Linked DNA regions of Homo sapiens: region 1 is linked to region 2. The links are chromatin loops, found by intact Hi-C in ENCODE. Cell type or tissue: ovary. All regions are shown on one strand. Each heading gives the region's core, and the rest is flanking DNA. Links, peaks and the distances in the headings are about the cores only.

Region 1 (6,845 bases), core at 2,540-5,039, 63 kb before region 2:
GTTGAAGCCGGTAGATCAGAGAAGGCACACGTAATGTTTACCTGCAAAGAATATGGCAGAACCTCTCATGAAGTTTTAAGATCAAATGGAGAAAAGTTGCCTGCAGAAAAGCATGATTAAATAAATTTATAGCTGGTTTAATCACTTGACCAAATTTGTACTCATCTCTTGCCCCCAGCTCTACCATTGTTCATGTTTTCCCCATCTCTGTGATGGGTTATTCATCCAGTGGAAATAAATGGTAGTGGGTTCTTAAAAATAAGTCATCACGCACAGCTTAGATTGTTCCTGGAGATTCCCAGGATATGTATTGTCTCATGAGGTACTTAAAGGATTTTTTAGGTCCTTTCTCCAGGACCTAAATGTAGGACATTTAAAAGCCATGGTTCTAAATGTTTCACATAGTACTTGGGACGTTTATATTTTCCAGTTCTAGAGTAGTGACACATTCTATTCAGATTGACATAAGGGTATCCTAGGTCATTTAAATAATGAATGTTTCCATTTAAACCAACTCATGAGGTGAGAATAAGAAATTCAGGCTGGGCACAGTGGCTCACGCCTGTAATCCCAACACTTTAGGAGGCTGAGCAGGGAGGACTGCTTAAGCCCAGGAATTTGAGACCAGCCTGGGCAACCATAGTGAGACTTTGTCTCTACCAATAAATTTTTAAAAATTATTCAGGTATGGTACTGCCCAACTGTAATCCCAGTTACCCAGGAGGACAAGGCAGGAGGATTACTCAAGCCCAGGAGTTTGAGGCTGCAGTGAGCTATGACCATGCCACTGCCCTCCAGCCTGGGTGACAGAGCAAAACTCTGTCTCAAGAAATAATAATAATAATAATAATAATAATAATAATAATAAGTTCAAATGCCAATGCCACACATAATGTTTCTGCCATTGAAAAATATGACTTATGCTGTGTTTTACCCACCAACACACTCTGACTCACACAATTAAAGTGGTTGACCTACATCTGCAAGTCCATGTAAAATATATGCAAATGAGAAGACAACAGTGAAAAGAGAGAAAGGAGACAATTGATCATAGAACAGAAGGAAGGGTGGGAAATGTCTTTTATAATTCATCAAGACACAAATAGAGATATCTCGTTTTTTTTTAAGGCACCAGATCTACTGAGAAATAAATAAAAATTGAAAATATATATATAATCTAAAGGACAGCCTGGATATGTGGAACATCACGACTCAAAAAGCACCAAACCAGCAGAGTCCAGCAAACAAATTGTAAAATGCCAAAGCATCCTTTCTTTGGCATCACTTTGAAAGGTTGAGAATAGCTTTCCTCGCAGGTCTTGAAGAATAAGGACCCAGCAGCAGTCTGACCTGGAAGTTACAGTAGGGAGATGTAAGAACTCTTGAAATCCCTTCTCTCCCCAGCATCATGAGAGTTCTGACTGAGTTTATGAGATCCATTTTTACAAATCACAGGAGCGTATGAACTGTGGATGATTAAGGAGAGTCTTCATTTCTGAAAGACAGATGCTTCTGTGGGCAAGATGAGGCTGCCCCAGAGCTGCAACAGTTTGAGCAGAAATTTCTTCCAAAGGGGAAAACATTTCCACTTTTTGTTTCAACATTTCACTTTTTTTTCCGAAGTTCTTAAAACAGTAGTAATTATTGTTTTTCTAAGGGAATGTTGCTATTTTTGTCAGCATGGGCTTTGAACTGCTTTGACTTTTTCTCTAATCTTGCTGGCACAGTAAAGTTGTTGCTGCGTTAATGTAAAGGGCGAACATTTTGAATAAGATAGAAAAGCACAAAAGAAGACCTCCTTGAGATACTACCGAGACTAGAGGTTGTCTTTGTTAGTCAGATGTTGACAGTGCTCAGGAGCCACTCCAGCACTTAGGGGGGTGTCATATGGTAGCAAGACAGGTACTTGTTTCCAATCGAAAGATAGGAGTGACAGCATGTGATCAGATAAGAGGAAGGGACTCAGTTGAAAGGAGAGGGCTTCCATCACACTGGTTATTGTTGCCCCCTCTTGGAGCTTTGCCTGAGTTCAGGGGGCCTGTGGACCTTTCTTAATTTATTATGTACCAGTGGACTGGGTAATCAGGAGAAAGCTGTCCATTAATCCAACCATAAGTCCAAATATAGTCAACATTTTCACACATTGGCCAACCTCAATGGACAATGAAGTCTACAGGCAGCACTTAACATTTAAAAAGGGACGTTGAAAAGCACTTAACATTTAATCAGATCAAATGATTAAAATGGCTTGAAAATCCCCTAAATTGTCCTTAAAGAACATTATTATACCATTGTGTGAGACCAAAATATGCCACCCCAAAATATGAAGGATTGTTGAGCTGATGGTAATTAAGAAGAAACAGATGCAGAAAAGCTCTCTGCCCTTCCTCTATTTGCCTAAAAGCAGGACATAGATTTACAAAGACAATAGGTATCCTGCACCCTATCACCCCACTTCTACCAGAGAGAACAAAGGTTAACCACTAAAGACAGCTTGGAACTCTTATAAACCTGGAGATGGTTCCAGAGCAATCTACACAAACAAGCTTTACTAACCAGCCTTTAATTTGCCTTCCTCCAAGTTGCCTTCCCTAGAGACTTAAAGTCTTTTTCCTTTGTCTTGCCACTTCTTTAAAAATTTACTGTTCTTTGAGAACTATTCCCTGGGTATCTCCCATGTATATATAAAATAATGCATATTAATAAACTTCTGTTTGTTTTTCTCTTGTTAATCTGTCTTATGTTACAGGGGTCTAGATAGGGTTCCCATCTAAGAACTTCTGAAAGTTGAAGAAAAAATTACTTTTCTTTCCCTACACCATTTTTCAACAAAAGCAGCGTAACTTGTTGTGTGTTTTCCTTCAGTTGGGTAGGAGATAAAGTAGTGAACTTTTATGTAAAGGACAACTTTTTATTTAAAAAAATTCTTGTTTCCTTAAACATAAATTCACCGATATTATGAGATCTATCTGAGAACCAAGACCAAAGAAACCAAGGGAAGAGTAGATTCACATGTCTCAGCTCAGCTCACCTAACATTCTTGCTCATTGTGTTAAAAGATGGGCAAATCATCCCTACTCTTTAAATGGTGTTCTCTCACTCTCTCTTGCTCTCTCTTGCTTTATCTGGCCTAACATATCATTGAATTCATATCAATTAAACACAGAACTTTACTCCACAATTCATGAACATATCCTCTCCAACTCACCAAGAGCCTAAGAGAAAGCTAGAAATAAAAAGACACAGAGCTTAAGCCTCAGGACAAATTGGCCTCTGGAAAGTGCCTTTGCATTTGGCTGCTGTCTTTCTAAATGTGTGCCCCAGATTCCAGCCCTATATTATCACACTTTTCCCATTTATGATGCCTCCTCCACCTTTAAGTGTTCTTTACACAATTCTTGGATGAGACTTTTTGGTCCAAAGACCTTGAGAAAGAAGGAAATACAGATTTATGGGAAAGGGACCTGGAAAATCTCAAACAGACACATCTTTATTGCAACCGTCTGAGTCTGTGGGAGAGAGAACAGGGCCCAGAAGGATCAGCTCTGAATTTGCTCCAACTCTAGACTTCACTCCCTTCTTTCCAAGCTCCCCACTCAGGCCAATATTTTAATCTTTCAATCTCTCTCCCTCCCTCATCATCCCCTGTTTATTCACCTTTTCCATTCCCTCGTCTCATTTTCTCATTCTTTCTGATTGCCCCGCTCTCTCGCACTCATATCCCCTCGCGTATCATCTTTCTGTTGGAGCCTGCACTCATGGCCTCCTTCCACGAGCAGCAGGTTTGAATCAGCTCCAGTTGAAAATGAAGGCAGGAGGTGGGGGTGGAGTGAGGCCAGGAGGGGAATAGCCACTTTCTGATGGCCAATGTACAGTAAGCACAGCCCTCCACCCTGCCTCCAGGCTGGTCCCTGCTGTCGCTGTCTCTCTGCCCGGACCCCCCACCACACACAGGTATGTACAAGAGAAAACCTAATAATCCCCTGCAAGGAAGAGGCCCCCATCCCCAATAAGGCAGCTGGTTTCCATTAGATGTTCCAAGCCCTATAAATATTCTCTTTTCTCACTTATCTCTTATTATTTTTCCTTTCCCTTTCTCATGTTCCCGCCTCTGGATTCCCTCCTGGGAGGAGGCCTAAATTAAAACGGGAAGGCTTGCCAAGCTTTGCATTAACCATCCTGTTATGCCCCAGGCCCCTGGCTGAGCACAGCCCAGAAAAGAGCTTCTTGTTTGTCCAGTTTGCTGCTCCCCACACGGAAGGCTGACATGCTCCCAGGAAGGAGGAAGGGTTGAGCTGAGCCTGAGCTGGAGGGTGTGGCCAGAACCATCTCACCTGCGTGCTGTGGGTTGTGTTCCTGGCTAAGCCTGTTGGGTCCTCTGTCAAGCTTGTCTTGTCCATAGCAGTGGATACTGTACAGTGTCTTGGGCACAGCTTTGGAGGGCAACACTCTGGGGTTCAGATCCCAGGTCCTTTGTTCACAGAGAATCTGACTTCAGGCAAGTTACACAACCTTTCTCATTTGTACAATTGTGCTGATAACACCCACCTCAAAGGACGGTTAAGAGGATGAAAATGAGGTAACTAATGGGAAAACATTTAGCTCAAGGTCTGCAGGTAGCAGATGTTGGTGCTCTTCTCTTGCCCCTCCCTGTAGGATTTACTGTTGGAAAACCTGCCCTCCTCCTCCACCAGCCTCCCACACCTTGCAAACAGTTAACTGAGCAATTACAGAATTTAATTAACTAGCAACTACAGACTCCGAATACCCAAGGGCCTGACTTGGGGAGCATACAAATGTTTACTTTTTGTTCTCTCTCCTCCAGCCTATTTTAAGATAAAGAAAGAGGCAGAGAAAGAGTGAATATAAAATCCCTAAATTAGAACAATGTTTACAATTTTTAGTACTTCTTATAAACTAGGCAGCAAGAAGCTATGTCATTGTTGAGCCAGTGACCCCAGAGCAAAAGTTCCTCCAGGGGTGGGGGAGAGGGAGGAACTTAAGCACCTCATCCTAAACTGAGGTAATTAAGAATACAGCTACTGGGGTCAGACTCTCTCTGGACCTGGACTCAAGCTCCAACTCTTCCTAGCTGCTGGGCTCAAACAAGTTACTGACCTCACTGTGCTTCTTTTCCTCATCGTAAATGAGGCTAACAACAGTACTGTCAGAGGCATTTGAACCAGAGAAACTCCATCTTGAAGAGGAGCTGGGTAAAATGAGGCTGAGACCTACTGGGCTGCATTCCCAGACAGTTAAGGCATTCCGTGTCACAGGATGAGATAGGAGGTCTGCACAAGATACAGGTCATAAAGATCTTGCTGATAAAACAGCTTGCAGTAAAGAAGCCTGCCAAAACCCACCAAAACCAAGATGGCGATGAGAGTGACCTCTGGTCGTCCTCACTGCTACGCTCCCACCAGAGCCATGACAGTTTACAAATGCCAAGGTGTAGTCAGGAAATTATGGGGAGGCATGAATAATCCACCCCTTGTTTAGCATATAATCAAGAAATAGCTATAAAAATGGGCAACCAGCAGCCTTCAGGTCTCCTCTGTCTATGGAGTAGCCATTCTTTTATTCCTTTACTTTCCTAATAAACTTGCTTTCACTTTACTGTATGTACTCGCCCCGAATTGTTTCTTCAGCGAGATCCAAGTACCCTCTTTTGGGGTCTGGATCAGGACCCCTTTCTGGTAACAGTACTACTGACTTTATAGGGTTGCCACAAAGACTGAATGAGCTAATATAGTTCACCAACTTTGAATAGTGCCTGGCAGAGTAAGTATGCAGCACATGTTAGTCATCCTTCCCATTCGGTCAATCAGTCCTAGTTTCGTATAGCCTTGCTCCTCCATCATGGCCATTCCCAAACTGGCCCATGTGCATGGACAATCATACAGCTGGGATTTGCTCCTCCCACCTCTGCATGCTCCTCGGACGAATTCTAGCCACTTTGGTGGCTCTGCGTAAATTCCAATCCTCACCGTGGAACAAACTCTGGAACCTCCTTAACTAACTGGCCTTCCCATGAGGGATGAACCTTTGGGACGCCATGCACTGTGCGTAGGAGGGATGTCTTTCCTGTGCCCTGGACACCCACAACCCATCATCCTCATGGCCTTCCTGAAACCAGAGCCTTCGTCTGGGAGTGCAGCCCATGACAAGCAACAGACATGACCAGCACAAACAGAGCCAAAAATCTTCAGACTGTTTCAGGGAAACTGCAGTGCTTGTCTGCCCTCTCTGCCTGTCTGTTGGGCTGAGAGTGAATGGAGGGTACTGTCCTCCCAACACAGAGGCAGGTATAGCACAGAATCCCAGGACCTTAAGTCCACAGAATTGAATCCCCTGTCCTCTGCACATGAGCCAATCTAGGCTAATGGCACTTCATAAAATGACTATTTTCTGTATTTCTTGTTAATTTCTTTGCCATATAAGTCAGCCTTGTCATACACTGTGGAGTCCAGCTAGACCTGGTTCTGTCACTTCCTCAGTGATGGACATTGGTCAAGTTTTTTAACCTCTCTGAACCTCCATTCATTAACCTATAAAATGGGGCTAACAAGCTTACAGCTTTAAAGATATATCTCATCTTCCTCAATAGACTTTAGCCATGGATGTTCACCTTTATGACTACTTATTCTGCCATTTTACTACAATTTGATTCCACTTCCTTTCATTCTATCCTTAGTGCAGTCAGAAAACAGCTGGTCACCATCATTCCTATATGTAACTACCTTCCAGAGACCTGGAAACAGTTAATAAATCATTCTTCAGCCTCTGAACTTTAGGCTAAATAATGTCAATTTCTTTAATCTTCATCCCAAGATCCTATCTGAAAA
Region 2 (5,868 bases), core at 3,369-5,868:
AGTGCTGGGGTTACAGGCGTGAGTCACCGCACCTGGCCGGTATGTCATTTTTAATCTTAACCCATACATCAGAACTCCATTCTCTTCCTGTATATAATATCCTTAGACTCTTACATTAGTTACAATTAGTAAGTTACCTTAGTTCTTGGAATGCACTTGAATGTCTCTTTCGAAAAAAGAAAAACACTCCTTGGAAAGCCCATAAAATACTTCTTAATGGCTAGACAAAATTTGGGCATTTTCTAAACAGTTTTTTTTTACTGCAAGAAGTAGCCTGCAATTCATGAAATAGTTGTGAAGTAGTGTGTTTCACTGGAAAAATCTTGGGTTTGGAATTCTTACCACCATTTAGTTGTTGGGGATCTCAGGCATGTTATTTAATTTTCCTTATCTATAAAATGGAGATAATTGCACCTATATAGCACAAGGTCATTATGGGGATTCAAGATGGAAGGTACACACAGAATCCAGGAGAGAAACTGGGAGAGGAAGGTGCTCAATAAACATTAGCTTATTTCTCAGAGGCTTGTTGAAAAGGTTAAATAAAATCATAAATATGATGCAGTTCATAGGGTAAGCAATTAGTGCCCAGCTCTTCCCATTGGAGTGTTGTTTCCACTAAAGTGAATATTTGGCAGTTGTTTTCTTTATTGTTCAGTGTAATCATTCAGACTAGATAATTCAATCAAGTCTTCACTTGGGACCTTGTGTTTGATGATCTCATTGTTGTTTTTAATTAAAATAATCTGAGAGATGGAAATGTACATTGGAACCACTGGAGGACAATTTTGTAATACCAACTAAAAGCATTTAAAATGTTATATCCTATCCATTGATCCCAAACTCCTACTTACATGAATTTACCCTTAGGAAATAATCAGAACAAAAAGATTTATAGCTAGATGTTTAGTCAACTGCAATACAGGATGATAATAAAAATGGAAACGATCTAAATATGTAACAATAGAAGAATGGTTGAATAAATAACAATCTCTCTCTTTGATGGGATAGTACACAGCAGTTAAGTCAAATTTTGAAGATTACATATGGGGAAAATAATCATTAAAATGTTAAATTTAAAAGCATGATAACCTGTATGTACAATGAACCCAAATTTGTAAAATATGAAAGTACCAGATAAATCAATGAAGAAGCTGGCTCCTGCCTGAATTACCAGATGCATTAAAAATTGTATAAAATATTGAATAAACTCACCCCAATTATGTTTCCCTTTAAATGTCTTTCAATTCTGATTCAATTAGAATCATATACTCAGTGTCGATAACGTGTTTATTTGTATTGATGAGAAACAAAAACAAGAAAGAAAAATGACTAGAAAAAACACTCCACTATGTTAATAACAATGTTATCCCTGGGTAGTAACTTTAAGTTGATTTTCTTCTTTTATGTGTTTTTCTACATTTTCTAAATTTTTGTCAGTGCACATATTTTATAATCAGGAAAGCAGATTTATATTAAAACAGAGGAAAACATCATCAAGTCCTTCTTTCTTGTCTACATCTTAATAATTTTCTCAGCATAATCCTCTCCAGATATCTTTCACAGTCAAAGAGATCCCTGTTTATATGATACAGGTAGAGTATCTACAGCACACTGAGAGGAAACCACGTCTTTTCATGTCATTCACTGAATTCCTTCCAGTTTATTCTGCACAGCCTAGCAACATAGTGACTTATATAGACCTACAATCCCTACTCACCTCCCCACTCCTTCCCCCGACCAAGCATTTAAATTAATGTGATGATCACTTCCATACCAAATGCTTCCTTCTTGGTGGAGGCCCATAACATTTCCAAGAAAGCAAGGTGCTAGAGGTAAATCACCATCAACAGAACGGACAGTAGCAAAAAGCACCTTACAAGATCCAGACTCCACCTAACTGTTTTGAAATGGCTAGAGATGCTGGAATGGGTTGGGGTGGGTTAAGATAGAGAAACTAATTGAAAGGGGAGGAGGGAATTAGGCAAGAAATACCCTCCAGGCAAAATGGAGTGGGGAGAAAATTCAGATACGTTGTTCTTACAGGACTAGTAGTAATAAACACAATCACATTAATACAAAGAGCAATAAAAACAATAAACATATCTGAGGTACCAACAGTGTGCTTGATGCCGCCAGCAGAATTAAGTCCTCTTTATTAAGCTGTGATCTGCATTCTGCCTAAACTATAAGAAAGGTGAGCAGCAGGCCGGGAGCAGTGGCTCATGCCTGTAACCCCAGCACTTTGGGAGGCTGAGGCGGGCTGATCACCTGAGGTCAGGAGTTCGAGACCAGCCTGTCCAACATGGTGAAACCCCGTCTCTACTTAAAAAAAAAAAATTAGCCTGGCGTGGTGGCAGGCACCTGTAATCCCAGCTACACGGGAGGCTGAGGCAGGGAGAATCGCTTGAATCGGGGAGGTGGAGGTTGCAGTGAGCTGAGATCATGCCACCGCACTCCAGCCTGGGTGAGAGAGCCAGACTCCATCTTAAAAAAAAAAGGAAAGAAAGAAAGGTGAGCAGCCTGCATGCATGAAGGAACAAGGCAGTGTGTCATTCTCCTGACTAAATGGTGCTGGTAGGGACTGTTACATTCTTTGTGTTCTGTTGTGTTCTGATGCTTAACTCAGAGCCTAGGGCTGTGTGGACCCAAAGACCAGAGTAAGAGAATGGAGAGTCCTAGGAGAAAGATGACAGAAGGGGTAGAAGATATCTTTGAGATGTCAAGCAACGAATAGTATATACAGGAATATAAAAGAATGAATCTGAGACCTTCATGCATCACGTTCTCATTGAGCGGTACTTGGAATCATCTTTGAAAAACAGAAGGCTGGATACGCTGCTTGGGTCCCTGGGGAGAAGGAGTGTTATCACTGCAGAGGAAGCTGGTTGACCCATTCCCTTGGGGGAATTAAAAGTTCTGTACCCAGGGTGGACCCCAGGCCTTGTAGTCCAGAATTGTGCCTTGGAAGGAGGACAAAAGAAAGTGGAAGCTAATATAGTCAATGACTGGAAAGAAAAATAGGTCTTTGAGAATGTTGGGGGAGATTGTTAGAGATTAAAAGGGAAGGAAAATTAGGATGATTAAGTAGGAAAAGGAAATGTAGGTGGATAATGCACAGAGAGAGTTCAGAGTCCTTTTCACCTTCTTGCTGAAAATGCATCATCCTCCAGATCCATTTTGCCAGAGGAACATGCCTAAGAATCCAGGCACAGAGCTGAAAGTACTCGATAAATCAAAAAGGAAATTGGCTTCTGCCTGAATGACTAAATACCGGAGAAAAAATAGTGCAAAATATGGAATAAAATACATTTATGTTTCCTTTGTAAAGGTCTTTTGGTTCAGATTCAATTAGAGTCCTATACTCAGTGTAAAGTATGTATGTTTACTGACAAGAAACAAGTTAATAAAAAACAAAACAGGGCCGGGTGAGGTGGCTCACGCCTGTAATTTTAGCACTTTGGGAGGCCAAGGTGGGCAGATCACTTGAGGCTAGGTGTTCAAGACCAGCCTGGACAACATGGTGAAACTCCGTCTCTACTAAAAATACAAAAATTAGCCGCGCATGGTGGCAGGTGCTTGTAATCCCAGCTGCTTGGGAGGCTGACACTGGAGAATCTCTCGAATTCAGGAGGCAGACTTTGCAGTGAGCCGAGATTGCACCACTACACTCTAGCCTGGGCGACAGAGTGAGACTCTGTCAAAAAACAAACAAACAAACAAACACACACACACACACACACACACACACACACACACACACACACACACACAAAACCCCCAGAGGCCCAGAAAAGTTAAGTGACTTTCCAAAGTCACAGTGGCTTCCTGACTCCCAGTGCAGCTGTCCAGCCACACAGGGAAGGCAGCACCCCCATTCACCCTACTACTAGCCTGGCTGTCTTATTTCCAGGACAGCTTCCTCACCAGCTTGGCACAAACTCCCAGTTCACTTTAAACAAATGGCTTAGCCCTGCTGGGACTTGGTTTTCTCAGCTGCAATGAAGATACGGAATGGATGACCGCTCACAACCTGTGCTTCATTCCTAAAAAATAAGAAGGGAATCCAATTTGCCACCAACTCAACATTTGCCTTCTCACTGCCCTGGAAAGGTAGTTTTTAAAACGTGGCCCCTGACCTGCAGCATCAGCATCACCTGGGAACCTATTTGAAATGCAAATTCCCAGGTCCACCTACTGAATCAGAAACTCTGGAGGTGGGGCCCAGCAAAGGGATTTAGCAAGCCTTCCAGGGAGTCCTGCTGCAGATCAAGTTTGAGAACCACAGCTCTGAAAGTTTTCTGACCAACACACACGCGCGCGTGCGCGTACACATACACACGCATAGGTAACTAACTTTTCCGTGGCCACTAGCACCCCCAACCCATGCCCCCAACCCCAGCCCCAGCTCTCCCTCCCCATTCCTCCCTGGCTCCATCCTGGGATGATGAATGGAGGTCAGGGCGCTGTCAATGGACGACGCGGCAAACCCTCCCCAACCGACCGAGGGGGTCGGGGGAGGCTGCGTTAAGGCTTCCCTGAGATTGGTTTCCTTATCATTTTCTCCACCGCCGCTGTCCCATTTTCTGATGAGTTTGCTTTTAATGATTTATCCAACAGTTTGTCTTGCAGAAGAAGAAGACCATTGAGAGGTGGGTGTCAGGAAAGTCTTGGAAGAGACTAGGCGAAAGGAGGGAAGGATTGTACATGGAAGAGCAAGGGTGCGAGGTGAAGCTAAAGAGAAAGTGAAGGCTTCAGGGGAGCCCCCTGGGTTCGGGGAAAAGGGAGAAGATGGTGCTTTTGGTATGGGAAAGCAAAAGAAGTTGGAGGAGAGCGCGGGTCTGAGGCACAGCAAAAAGTGGGTGTTAACGGGAAAACTGCCCTAGAGTTTGGGGGACTTTTTCCAGCTTCCTTTCCAAGACTTTTTCTTTGCTCCATTTTGCTCCTCCCCCTCCTCCCAGCCTCCTCCACTCCCTCCTCCTCCTCCTCCTCGCACGGTAATGGGAGGCTCCTAGGCAGGAGAAGCAAAAGAAGGAATTGTTTGCGAGTTCAGTCATCCAAAAAGCTTCTTCCATATGGAGGGACCGGGTGCGCTGGGCGCGGCGTCCCCTGCGTTGTCCTCCTGCTGCCGCCCCCGCGGCCGCCGCTTTCTGCCGCGGGGACCCTGAGCCCCGGCCCGCCGGTGTCAGCCGCCGCGCGCGCGCACAGACACACACACAGAGACACACAAACACACACAGAAAAGACACACACGCGCACACACGGCGCGCACACCCTCACGCCCGCCACAGCCACAACACGCCCGCACGCGCCCTCCCTCTCCGGCCCGCAACTTCTCGGTCCTCGGCTCCTTTGTTGCTCCAGCCGCGGCCGCTCGCCCGTGTTGTGTGTCCCCGGTGTCACCGAGCGTGTTGTGTGTCCGTGCGGCGCGGCGCTGTGTGGCTCCCTCGCGCCCACCACGCTGGCCCCCGGGCCCCGGCTCGCCCTTCCCAGGCGCCGGCTGCAGCAGAGGTGAGTCACGTCGCTGAAGTTTGTTTTCTTTTCATAAAAAGTTGTGTTTACTGTTGGTTCGGGGAGAGGAGGGGGCGGGAGGCGGCCGCAGGCCGAGGCAGCGCCAGCGAGTGGCTGCCGGGGGACGTGCCGGCGGCGGGAGCCGGGTCCCAGCGCTCGGCCGGGCGCCCGGGGCTGGGAGCTGCGGCCGAGGCTGGGCGCGCCGGGCGCCGGGCGAAGAAGTTGGGGCGAGGCGGGCAGCGGGGGTCCCGGGGGCTGCAGCCGCTACGGGGCCCAGGGGCGCCGCATCTCGTTCCCTGCCGCAGCGGTCTGGCCGGGCGATGGTGGTTTCGCCTCAGCGGTTCCCAGAAGCTTCTC

The links. A loop is a pair of places that touch in the nucleus more often than their neighbours do. Peaks named below come from ENCODE experiments on the same cell type or tissue, not always from the same donor. Only the 100,000 strongest peaks of a DNase experiment are listed, where the experiment ranks them.
Region 1: it touches region 2 in a loop (6-fold over the local background); 21 of 110 quality-filtered maps call a loop at or near these places.

Annotation. Positions count from the first base shown.
Region 1 is chr3:113,144,295-113,151,139 of GRCh38, forward strand. All of the region lies in intron 1 of NEPRO-AS1 (NEPRO antisense RNA 1), which reads left to right. It overlaps LINC02044 (long intergenic non-protein coding RNA 2044), which reads right to left. Exons shown (of 4, transcript NR_110823.1): 4 at 1-41. Among named protein-coding and RNA genes, the nearest start is that of LINC02044, 20 kb to the right of the region's middle. In ovary, for the core only: no CTCF peak of the experiment used is centred there; DNase peaks (open chromatin) are centred at 3,877 and 4,267; H3K27ac peaks cover 2,500 bases.
Region 2 is chr3:113,206,506-113,212,373 of GRCh38, forward strand. BOC (BOC cell adhesion associated, oncogene regulated) reads left to right here and starts at 5,052. Exons shown (of 20, transcript NM_001378074.1): 1 at 5,052-5,511. It overlaps LOC124909486, which reads right to left. Exons shown (of 2, transcript XM_047449436.1): 2 at 892-5,775. The coding sequence ends at 5,050. RefSeq lists an enhancer at 5,413-5,868. In ovary, for the core only: no CTCF peak of the experiment used is centred there; DNase peaks (open chromatin) are centred at 4,316, 4,914 and 5,276; H3K4me3 peaks cover 1,847 bases; H3K27ac peaks cover 2,114 bases.